2 separate regions of the Homo sapiens genome follow, and region 1 is linked to region 2. A link is a contact called in ENCODE Hi-C or POLR2A ChIA-PET data. All regions are on one chromosome and are shown on one strand. Each heading gives the region's core, a stretch centred on a gene start or an enhancer-like site at or near the end of the contact. The rest is flanking DNA. Distances are from core to core; before and after follow the strand shown.

The links. Hi-C counts contacts between places; a loop is a spot of excess contacts on that map. ChIA-PET counts read pairs that join two places held with the same protein, here RNA polymerase II (POLR2A). Pooled maps may share reads with other maps.
Region 1: a loop to region 2 is called in a pooled map, with 4 times the contacts of the local background. The contact joins two enhancer-like sites. A Hi-C loop is called at or near these places in 1 of 168 maps with a recorded cell type or tissue (CD8-positive, alpha-beta T cell), 6 of 37 single-sample maps with no recorded cell type and 8 of 50 pooled maps. POLR2A ChIA-PET finds 5 or more read pairs at or near these places in 8 of 52 experiments (CD4-positive, alpha-beta T cell, CD4-positive, alpha-beta memory T cell, GM12878 and 4 more).

The regions. Positions count from the first base shown.
Region 1 is chr6:139,216,454-139,221,748 of GRCh38, forward strand. It overlaps a transcript of TXLNB not described here. Among named protein-coding and RNA genes, the nearest start is that of TXLNB, 73 kb to the right of the region's middle. Within about 2 kb of position 2,943, at least 21 of the 41 ENCODE cell types and tissues checked have a DNase peak (open chromatin) inside an H3K27ac peak, as active enhancers do; they include OCI-LY7, where a contact is called at or near this core.
Region 2 is chr6:139,159,633-139,165,443 of GRCh38, forward strand. The region is part of intron 1 of HECA (hdc homolog, cell cycle regulator); the gene reads left to right. It also overlaps a transcript of TXLNB not described here. Among named protein-coding and RNA genes, the nearest start is that of HECA, 27 kb to the left of the region's middle. RefSeq lists an enhancer at 3,934-4,433. Within about 2 kb of position 2,444, at least 8 of the 41 ENCODE cell types and tissues checked have a DNase peak (open chromatin) inside an H3K27ac peak, as active enhancers do; they include OCI-LY7, where a contact is called at or near this core.

The DNA.
Region 1 (5,295 bases), core at 1,693-4,192, 57 kb after region 2:
ATCACACACTGGGGCCTGTTGTGGGGTGGGGGGAGGGGGGAGGGATAGCATTAGGAGATATACCTAATGCTAAACGACGAATTAATGGGTGCAGCACACCAACATGGCACATGTATACATATGTAACAAACTTGCACGTTGTGCACATGTATCCTAAAACTTAAAGTATAATAATAATAATTTTAAAAAAAGAAAATGTGGTATATAGACAATATGGAATACTACTCAGCCATAAAATGGAACGGAATAATGGCCTTTGCAGCAACTTGGATGGAGCTGGAGGACATTATTCTCAGTGAAGTAACTCAGGAATGAAAAACCAATCATCATATGTTCTCATTTATAAGTGGGAGCTAAGCTATGAGGATGCAAAGGCATAAGTATGATATAATGGACTTTGGGGACTTGCAGGGAAGAGTTGGAGGGGGTTAGGGATGAAAGACTACATATTGGGTACAGTGTACACTGCTCGGGTGTACCTGATGCACCAAAATCTCAGAAATCACCACTAAAGAACTTATCCACATAACAAAAAACCACGTGTACCCCAAAAACTATTGAAATAAAATAAAAATTCAAACAAAGGGACCTAGATAAGCTACAATGCCTATCCTTAGAACCGTGCAGGTATTTTGGCGAGAATGAGGCCTGGAGTGGTCTCAGAATTTTGTGGAAGGTTCTGAGAGATGTCCAGGGTGGTGTGTGCCTGTTCTCCTAGCAGCAGACCTAATGGCTAAATGTGGACTTGTAGCAGCTGACAGCAGCCTTGCGCTTACACATTTAGTACTTGAAAACCTCCCTTTTGACTGCATCATGGGAATCAAAGAATAAGTCATATAAGAAAAATCTATGAAGTCAGCAGCTGAAAGATTGAGTGGAAACATGTTTGCAAAGCCACTTTGCACAGAAGCTTGCAAAAAGAAGGGAGTCGGGATGTGTAGGAAATATGACAACTGAATATTTATGAGTGAAAATAAGAGCTAATGTAAATATTTAATGCATAATATTTAAATTATTGCCCACTTCAAAACTAAAATCATAGTAAAATACCAGACACTTTAGCAGGATTAACGTCTGCTTCATCCTGCTTCACATATAATTTTCACAGTAGTAGTTTAAGAAATTTTAGCTTAGGCTGGGCGTGGCGGCTCACACCTGTAATCCTGGCACTTTGGGAGGCCAAGGAGGGCAGATCACGAGCTCAGAAGATCGAGACCATCCTGGCTAACGCGGTGAAACCCTGTTTCTACTAAAAAATACAAAAAATTAGCCGGGCACGGTGGCAGTTGCCTGTGATCCCAGCTACTCGGGTGGCTGAGGCAGGAGAATCGCTTGCACCTGGGAGGCGGAGGTGGCAGTAAGCCAAGATGATGCCACTGCACTCCAGCCTGGGCGACAGAGCAAGAGTCTCAAAAAAAAAAAAAAAAAAAAAAAGAAAAAGAAATTTTAGCTTAGTTTGTGAATATTGCAATCAGTCTTAAAGCTATGAACATTGTGTCCAACATGACACTGATTTGCCCATTTCCAATAATTTGTATTTACCTGGTCTCTCCTTTTAGAGGAGGAGTCACACCTGCATAACTCATTAGACTATGATTGGATGGCAGCTGTACACGGTGGCTGAAGCATTAGTGTCTTTCAGTATGGTAGGGTCCCCTTTAGGGTGTTCAGCTTCTGCTGCTCAGCAGCAAATGTGTGACCAATTCAGTATGTGTTGGGTTCTCGACTTAATAGGGTGCTTAATTACTAACTTACATAAGCAAGTACAAGTACGTTTGTATGTATGCACATATTTAAGTAAGGTTTTCTGATGTTATTAGACACCAAAAACATATAAAATATACTTTATTAATAATTGTCAGAAATGTGCTATTAACACACATAGATGAGTTTGTGAATACTGCAAAAAGATTTAGCACTTTGAGAGTTGTCCAGGTAAGATTTTCCAAGAGGAAGGCCAAGCAGATACTTAGGGCATCTGCAAAGCAGCAATTTTGTGAAGAAGATTCCAAATATAGGCCAGGCGTGGTGGCTCACACCTGTAATCCCAGCACTTTGGGAGGCCAAGGTGGGTGGATCATCTGAGGTCAGGAGTTCGAGACCAGCCTGACCAACAAGGTGAAACCCTGTCTCTACTAAATACAAAAAATTAGCCAGGCATGGTGGAGCATGCCTGTAATCCCAGCTACTTGGGAGGCCGAGGGAGGAGAATCGCTTGAACCTGGGAGGTGGAGGTTGCAGTAAGCTGAGATTGCACCATTGCACTTTAGCCTGGGTGGCAGAGCAAAACTCTGTCTAAAAAAAAAAGATTCCATAATATTATTTGTTAATTGATGATTTATAAAAACCCAAAAAACCATTGAAGAAGTCATCATGGCTTCTGGATCTCAGCTTGGCAACAGCAGCAATGGAACCCATGGGAAAATAGAAAGCTGGTTCCCCCAAATTCCATCCCTGGAGATATACTCTCTGTGGTGTAAATTGTGGCTGAGTTCTTTGAGTATATTTTGTCAATTGTGGAATACTGGTATAGGTTCGTTATCTTTCTATTGCTTGTCTAGTGTAGTTCATTCATACTTCTATCCCGGTGCCTCACCCACTGTCTAGCACAGGGTAAGTACTCACTAATTGTATTCAATGTTCAACTCCACAATTGCTGGCTTGCCCATTTCTCACTGAAGTGGGATACAGCCTGGATCCCAACTGCAATTTGGTTTCATTTGTTCAGAGAAAAATAAACTTCCTTGAGACTTTTTCAGCCTAACAGTGGTAAACAATCACTCAAGTTGGCAGAAGAGGAGGCCTACTTAATCACTGTACAAAGGTGGTTTTCAGTCCAGTTGCTGGGTATACAGTCCTGCCAGATTTAGTGACAAGCAGGCCTGAGCTGACCAAGTCACTGGCTACATCTCCAGCGGTTCAGTAGGTGGCACTGCTGTTCTCTCTGTGCAGAAGCTGGCAGCCGCACGGAGGCTGTATGTTTGGGCAAGCAGGAATGCAAATCATCAGCTCAAAGCAGCCTTTCTGGGCAAGCAGCAACACAAACCCATTATCAGTGCGGTGGCAGCTGCTGCTGTTTGTCCCTGCTTGCAGGCAGTTTCAGAGTGAGGGCCTTTGGAATGTGACCATGAGACTGGAGACGTCAGGAAGCGAAGCCACTGGGCTAAAATAAGCAGGTTAGGAGTCAGTTATCTGGTTCCCCACAGATGTGTCTGGGAGCAGCTGGGAGGCTGAGACGGCAGGCAGGCCTTTCCTTCTTATAACTCTGGGCTGGAAAATCTCATCAATATGGAAAACTCTCTAAAGACCCATCTTGAAACCAAGTCAGCAAAAATCTAGAGTATCTTGAACTGGTGGCAGAATTATATTTGTTATACCTATGAGCTGGCTTTTCCTGGTCAGTCTTGATTTCTAATGTTCTGTTTTCTTGCTGATATAAGAGTATTAGGCTTTGTCCAACTGCATTTTCACTTGCGGTTTAGAAAATATGGTCACCGTAATTACCCTTCATTTCCTGACAGCTGAATCTCAACTGATATTATGGACTGACTGTGTCCCCCTCAAATTCATATGTTGAAATCCTTACTCTCAAACTGATGGTATTAGGAAGTGGGGCCTTTGGGTGATAATTAGATCATGGGGGTGGACCCCTCATGAATGGGATTAGTGCCCTTATAGAAGAGACCTCAGAGAGATCTTTTGCCCCTTCTGCCATGTGAAGTCACCATGAGAAGATGGCTGTCTATGAAGAAGCAGATCTCCCACACACTGAATCTGCTGGTACCTTGATACTGGACTTCTCAGCCTCTAGTACTGCAAGAAATAAATTTCTGTTGTTTGTAAGCCACCCCGTCTATGGTATTTTGTTATAGAAGCCTGAACAGACTATTTAATTTCTATTTAATTCAAACTTCTCACACAAAGTGATGGGAAACCACAAGTCACTGGGATTTGTTTTTTGCTAGTACTTTAGTTTATGGGGTGAATATCTGCCATTTTAGTGAATCCTTGTATACCATCCAAAGGGAGGCAGGAGTGAGGTAGCCATGAGTCTCTCAAATTTAAGTGGATACAAAGTAGCTCCTCGGAGAGCTGGATCCATATGTGTGTCATCATATCTGCGTCTGACAAATGCCTGGCATATGTGCTGCCCCTTCCCCTCCTTCTAGGGTTGGCGTTATTAACTTATTGTGGCACACTTTCCTTCCAGACCAGTTTTGGTCTCAGACAGATTCTTTGGCACATAGGATAAAACTTACTTGCCCAGTTTCAACCGTGGTTGACCTTTAATATTTGCATTATATCAGATAATGATAAAGGTCAAAATCTTAGCTAAAATAACAAACCTGGTCCTCCATAGCTGGCTCTTAAATAAAACAGAAACTCAGAGGAGCCGAAATCATAGAGCCCAAATACTAGAGCTCAAAGGAAATACGATGCATCTTCAGAATCTCAAGATAATGAAATTGATGCTCAAGAGACAAGCTGGATGGGAATTCTGCTTCTTGTAAGGGTAGAATCAGTTGTTGCAGGGTAACCCTGCATCCAAGAACTAGGAGAACTTGATAAAACAGGTAGAATGTCTGTTGGAAGGCACTGGAGAGCTAGCTAGGCAACAAAAACTTGAAATGGTCAAGAAAAGCAAAAAGAGAAATGAAGTAACATTGGGACTGGTTTTCCCCTTGAACGCTCTTGCAAATATGCAACCTGTGACTGAGAGGATGAGACGCTAAGCAAAGCATCCCACAGTTTCATGGGGCATCAGAAACAAAAATTGGATTTTAGAGCTAGTTAATGGTTTAGGGCCCTGGCAAACACTCCATGCTTTTAGTTGGGACCCTCAAACAATTACACTGCAGAAAATAAAGTTCCCTAAAAAGTCTGAAGCCCAACTTCAAATCACCTCAGTTTATGATTGGGTAAGATAATTGGTTCCATCTTAACTGCCTGCTGGAAGCTAAAATAAGTACTCTCTTCAGGAAGATAACACTTTCCAGAGATTTAAATCATCTCCATTTTTCTTTCTTTCTTTTTTTTTCTCCAGAAACTGCCCTGCATTCGAACAAAAAATATCTGGTATATCTCTAGGCAAAATTGCTGAAAACCAAGGTAAAAAACACTTAAGATATCCAGATATTGCAATGATCGGACGTGGAGTTTAAGATAATGATGATTTGTACATTCAATAAATTAAATGATGAGATAGAGCATTGTACAAGAAAACTGGAAACTATAAAAAAATAAGATACAATGTCTAAAACTGGAAAATATTATAGCTGAAATTAAGAACTCAAT
Region 2 (5,811 bases), core at 1,194-3,693:
CATGGGTTCACCCTCTCTCTATTACTGTGGTCACAACCAGAGGACTGAGTCTGGTTGGGTCATTCTTTCCTTCATCAGAAGATTTATTAAACACTTATTTATGCAGTAGTGGGTTTACAAGGATGAATGTGACTAAGTCATCCCTATTTTAGATTTTGCCTGGAAAGCCTCATATGACTTAAGAAGACCCTCCTTACCTTCATTCCACCCAACTCCCCACCTGCTTATGGTGCAGCTGTTTTAAGGGGGATAAAAATATTTAACTCATAGTTTAAAAGCTGAAAATAGCAATGTCCGGTTTATGGGGCTCCTCAGTGAATGAGGTTGTCAGGAGATTTGGGCTCATTGGGCATTCAGTGTGATCCTCCTCTTTCAATAGGTAAGGAGCACAGAGTTCTCAAGTGAGGGCAGGATGCAGGGTAAGAAAGCTGGGGAGACAGGATAGGCTTGGCCCAGGTGACTGCAGCCTAGCTACCCTGTTATCCAGACTTGAAACTGAGATTTTTGCCCAGAATCACATGAACCCTGTTTATTTTAACTTGAGCAGAAGAAATAGAAGCTGGGTACTGACTACTTGATGATGAACCTAAAATACAGGCCTTGGAAGGTTTATATACTTTTTTAAACAATGCCAACTCTGTGTAAAGGAGCATTTTTCTGTTTTGCTTGTTAGATTATCACAGTTTAGATTAATGCGCCAAGGGAAGTTGGTGGCACAAGTGTATGATACCCTTCTCCCATCTCTCCTGTTGAAGATTTAATTGTGTCAGATCAATCTATATTCCATTTATGCCTTTGTGGGACTGCTGTTCTGTTTTTAGTTTGGAGACAAGGTTTCACTCATTGCCGAGGCTCACTGCAGCCTCAATTTCCTCGACTCACTTGATCCTTCCACCTCAGCCTCCTGAGTAGCTGGGACTATAGGCACATGCCACTGAGCCCAACTAATTTTTTAAAATTTTCATGGAGACGGAGTCTCACTATGTTGTCCAGGCTGTTCTCTAACTCCTGGCCGCAAGTGATTCTCTGGCCTCAGCCTCCCAAGTGCTGGAATTACAGGCGTGAGCCACTGTGCCTGGCCATACTTACTTATTTTCTAAACACCTGTATGGCATGTTCAAAACATTGGAAAAAGTAGAAAACATTGGAGCAGTTTGCATTTATCTGGGGAGTGAAATACAGCGGTATAAAATTATGGTAGCATATAAGCAAACATTTTTATGAAACTTTACTATTTATAAAGTGTTTTCATGTACATGAGCTGAATAGGGCAAGCATTTTATCCCCACTTTACAGATGAGGAAACAAAACTGCTCAATGTCAAACAACTAATCAGGAGCAGACCTGGCATCAGACACCTCTCTTCTGTTATTCCCTGCTGCTTTTCCAGTTTGGACAATGTGTGTGTGTGGTGTGTGTGTGTCGGGGACAGGGGTGGTGCTAATGAGGGAGGAAAGTATGTTTGAACCGAGCCTTGAAGGAAATAATGTCCGAGTTTAGAGGCCAACACACTTCAGCAAAAGCATTGTCAGACATCCTCTGACTATTCCCGAGGTCCACCCTGTTACCCCATTTTGCCTGTCTCCCTGGGAGCCTCACCCTGCTGGTGTGTCATAGGGTGAAGTGTCTGTTGTGTGTATTACTGGGTGTATTTAACATGCTCTTGGCTTTGTATTTGTTTTTGAAGCCTACCCACAAGGCCACATCAAAGTGGCTGACTATAAACAAGCAGGGCTGGCAAGTTGGAGTGGGGGCTCTTCATACAAGGAAGAGGTTTTCTGGTTAGGAAACAGTGGAGCATGGCTGTGAACATGACAAACACTGTTAAAGGGACAGGGATGGGGCACAGCTGTGGTACCTTGTCTGTGTTCCATGTGTGCACTTCTGTTAGACCATTAGAGCTCTTAGCTCAAGACCTGGCATGTAGGAAGTGCTCAGTATTGGTTAAATGAAATATTTGCTGCTTTTTGAAAAGACACAGAATTTTTCCTCTCTTAATCCACCTTTCTTTAGTGTGAAAATACTTTTCAAAGAAATATCAAGTCAGTCTCAACATTTACAGTTGGAATATTGTGAATGCAAATGTTAGTTAGATCTTCCTTTGACCTAATTTGATTTTATTGGTCTTGGGTTAGTAAAATTTGGTTATTGTGGTTACATTTCAGGGACGTTTACTTCAAGGCTCTTCATCTGAAGGATCAAGATAAAAACAACTACACTTAATAATTGACCAATTAACATTTTAAAGGCCTCTAAAGGTCACAGCCCAGGTGACTGGTGAATTTACTCAGTTTCAAACCACTCTTCTACTTCTTTTTGTTGTGCTTCAGTACATCCAGGTCTGACTGTCTAGGATTACAGCTCTCTTTTTCACTTCTGCTCCTCTTGTCATGTGTGGGTTTGGTGAGCCAGTATCTTTAATGCGACTTTTTTCAGCACTGGAGTTTTACAAAGCCTGGGCCCAGTGGTGCCGGAAACACTAAGATGAGTAAGAGGCTTCCTCTCCTGAGTCGTCAGCTGGTGGGGATTATGAAGAGTCCCCATGATGAGGGACTCAAGTAAGATTGGGGCCAGACCATCAGGGAGGGGAGGAGAAGGGTTGGAGTCAGGATAGGGGGGCAATCCTGGTAAAATTGGTATGTAGAGAGGTGGGCCTTGAAGCAGTAGGAGTGGGGAGGAAGTTTACTAGATGCCAGGTGCTTTCTCAGCATTTCATGTGTATAGTTTTTTTCATTTCATTCTTCTGAACCATTTAAGGTACATTCTGTTGTTTTCTGCATTTTATACAGAGGAAACTGACACAAAGAGAAGTTAAGTAAGTTGTCCAAGAGCATGCAGCTCATAAATGGTCCTGCCTGGATTCCAACTCAGGCAGTCTGGTTGCAGAGTCTGAACTGTGAATTGCTGTCAGTGGCTGAATGGGATTTGGACAAATGAAGATTAAGGGGAAACCACGGTGATCAAATATTAATACATAGAGGTAGACAAATTGGTTTAGGGCCATTTTGCCAAGGCCCTGGAATCCCACACCTGAAGGGGATAATTGTAACATATGACAGAACTAATATTTGTATAGGCTTTATGGGTCCACATTGCCACCACCCTCTGCTGATTGATTTGGTGGAATGTTGTGTCTGTGGTTCAGTGTGCAGGGATAAGGTTGGGAAGGTTGTTGAGTAGAGGAGTCACATGGTTTGTTCCCTCTCATATGTCTTTAAGCTGTCGTGAGGTTTTGGCCTGTATTCCCTGAGCTCATGAACATGGTGTTAAGGCTCAGCCTCTGCTGTCTTCTGTACCCTGCCCATGCTCTTTCCCTGCCCTACAGTTACCCTCTGGAAAGAGTTTCCTGGAGTCTCCCTGTTTCTGCCTTTTCACCTCACTGTCTACCTCTGACCTGCCCTCCATCATTCCCGCTGGAGCTGTTCTCCGTGAGGAGACAGTGCCTGGCTCACTGCTCATTTTGGCTGGGACTTTTCAGGTTTATTGCATCCAGTGAATTCTTAACTCGGGGTGATTTTACCCCCTAGGGGATACCTGGCAGTGCCTGGAGACATTGAGTGGGGCTGGCCTCTACGGGATGGACAGTGAGGTTGCTGCTAGCTGCTAGACATCTTACAGGATGGCTCCCACAACAGAGATCCAGCCCAAATGTCTGTAGTGCAGAGGTGGAGAAGCACCGATGTTACCTGGTGCTCTGGGACATTTTGCAGTTCTCCATTCTTTTTTTTTTTTTTTTTTTTTAAAGGGAGTCTCACTGTGCCACTCAGGCTGGTGTGCAGTGGCACAATCTCTACTCACTACAACCTTCGTCTTCCAATTCAAGTGATACTCCCACCTCAGCCTCCCGAGTAGCTGGGATTACAGGTGTGCGCCACTACACCCAGCTAATTTTTGTATTTTTAGTAGAGATGGGGTTTCATCATGTTGGCCAGGCTAGTATCGAACTCCTGACCTCAGGTGATCCACCCGCCACGGCCTTCGAAAGTGCTGGGATTACAGGCGTGAGCCACTGCGCTGTCCCCTGACTGCCTGGACATAATTCTCTCCTGACTTGTTTTTCAGTAAATTCTGAGTTCATTTCTTACCAATCTCTGCAGGGGAATCTTCTCCTCCAGCCTTGGTTCCAGTCCTTGCATCCCAGGATTCTTTTCCTGGCCTCTGGTCTCTGCCCACTCCTCCCGTTTTTCTTGGGCATCTCATTAGTCCTAGGGATTTGACCTTCATCTGTGGGTGAGTGACTCCACATCTGTATTCACAGCTCTAGCTCTCTTGAGCTCCAGTCAAATTCATGTCTCCTCCACCTCAGTGGTACACAGGCACTTCTAAATCAGTGGGTCCTAAATAGGGCAGCCCTAAGTCTTTTTCCATCTTCCCTGTCCTGCTGTTCCCACATTGCTGTCCGTCAGCATGGACTCTCACACACACACACACACAAACACACACACACACTCTCTCTCTCTCTCTCTCTGAGCATCTTCTCACACTGCTCCTGAAGCACAGGCACTCCTTATTTCTCAACCCACAGCACCCTCCCTCTGGCCTCCTTACTTCCAGTCCCGTGCCCCACGCTGCCACCAGGGGAGCTTTCTAGAGCAGAACTCTGAGCCTGGGAGTCTGCCTTTAGCTTCTGTCATCTATACACATAATCTAAACTGCTTCATGACCAAGCCCAGTGGTTCCCAATTGGGAGAGTAGTATTTCCCTCCAAAGGGGCCCTTTGAAAGTGTTATGAACATTGGGGGTATCATGATGGGGAAGGTGGGGTGGGTGGGCTACAGATACTGAGTGCTCAGGCCTAGTGATGTTTGCTTCCTGTAGTGTGCTGGACTGGGCTGTCCAGTGCATTACAGGAAGAGAATTGTCCAGATGCCAGTAGTGCCCTCATTAAGAATTGGCGATGTAGTTTTTAGCTTCTGCCTAGAGGATGAGGAGAGAAATGCTGAGCACTGGTCCTGGAGAGTACTTATTTTGGGGATTGGGAGGCAAAAGAACTGCATGGTATAAAATCCTACGGAAATGCAAGCAAGAATGTAAGGGAGTGATGAATTGTATTGAAAATTGTAGAAATGCCAAGACACAAGTGGGGAAGGCTGTTAGTTGTGTGACTCCCTGAAGCACCCTTGTCATCCCAGCCTGTAAGCCACACTAACCTCCCCCCCACCGCCCCCCACCGCTCATACAACCGGCAGCCACTCTTTTGGGCCTGTGGCAACAGGTTTCCTTCCTTGGTCCTGCACTATGAGACTCTCAGTCTCCCAGTTTGGCCCCACATTTGGTCAGTTTTGCCATCTCTACATTAGCCCCTTCCACCTCTGGCCACCTTATTACACAGCTTCTTTTGTAAATAAAAATATCCCAAGCTGTGTCACAGTCAGCTAACGACAAGAACAGCAGCAACAACATTAATGATCCTTTATGTGCCAGGTACTGTGCTAAACTCTTTATAAGCATTTCTTATTTAATCTTCAAAAAATCTCTATAAGGTAGCTACTACAATTATGCCCATTTATGGTTGAGGAAATGGAAGATTAAACAGATGAAATAACCAGTTCACTTTTACACGGCTAGTATCCCATGGAACCAGGACTTATACATACATGTCCTTTTATTTCTCATTTTAAAAAAACAGATTTTATTTTTTAGAGCAGATTTAAGTTCACAGAAAAACTGGAGGTATAGAGTGTTCCCATATACCTCCTGCCCTCCTCCAGCCTCCCCCACTGTGAATACAGAATGGTACATATGTTACAATTGATGAACCTACATTTACACATCATTGTCATTTAATTTCATAGTTGACATTAGGGTTCC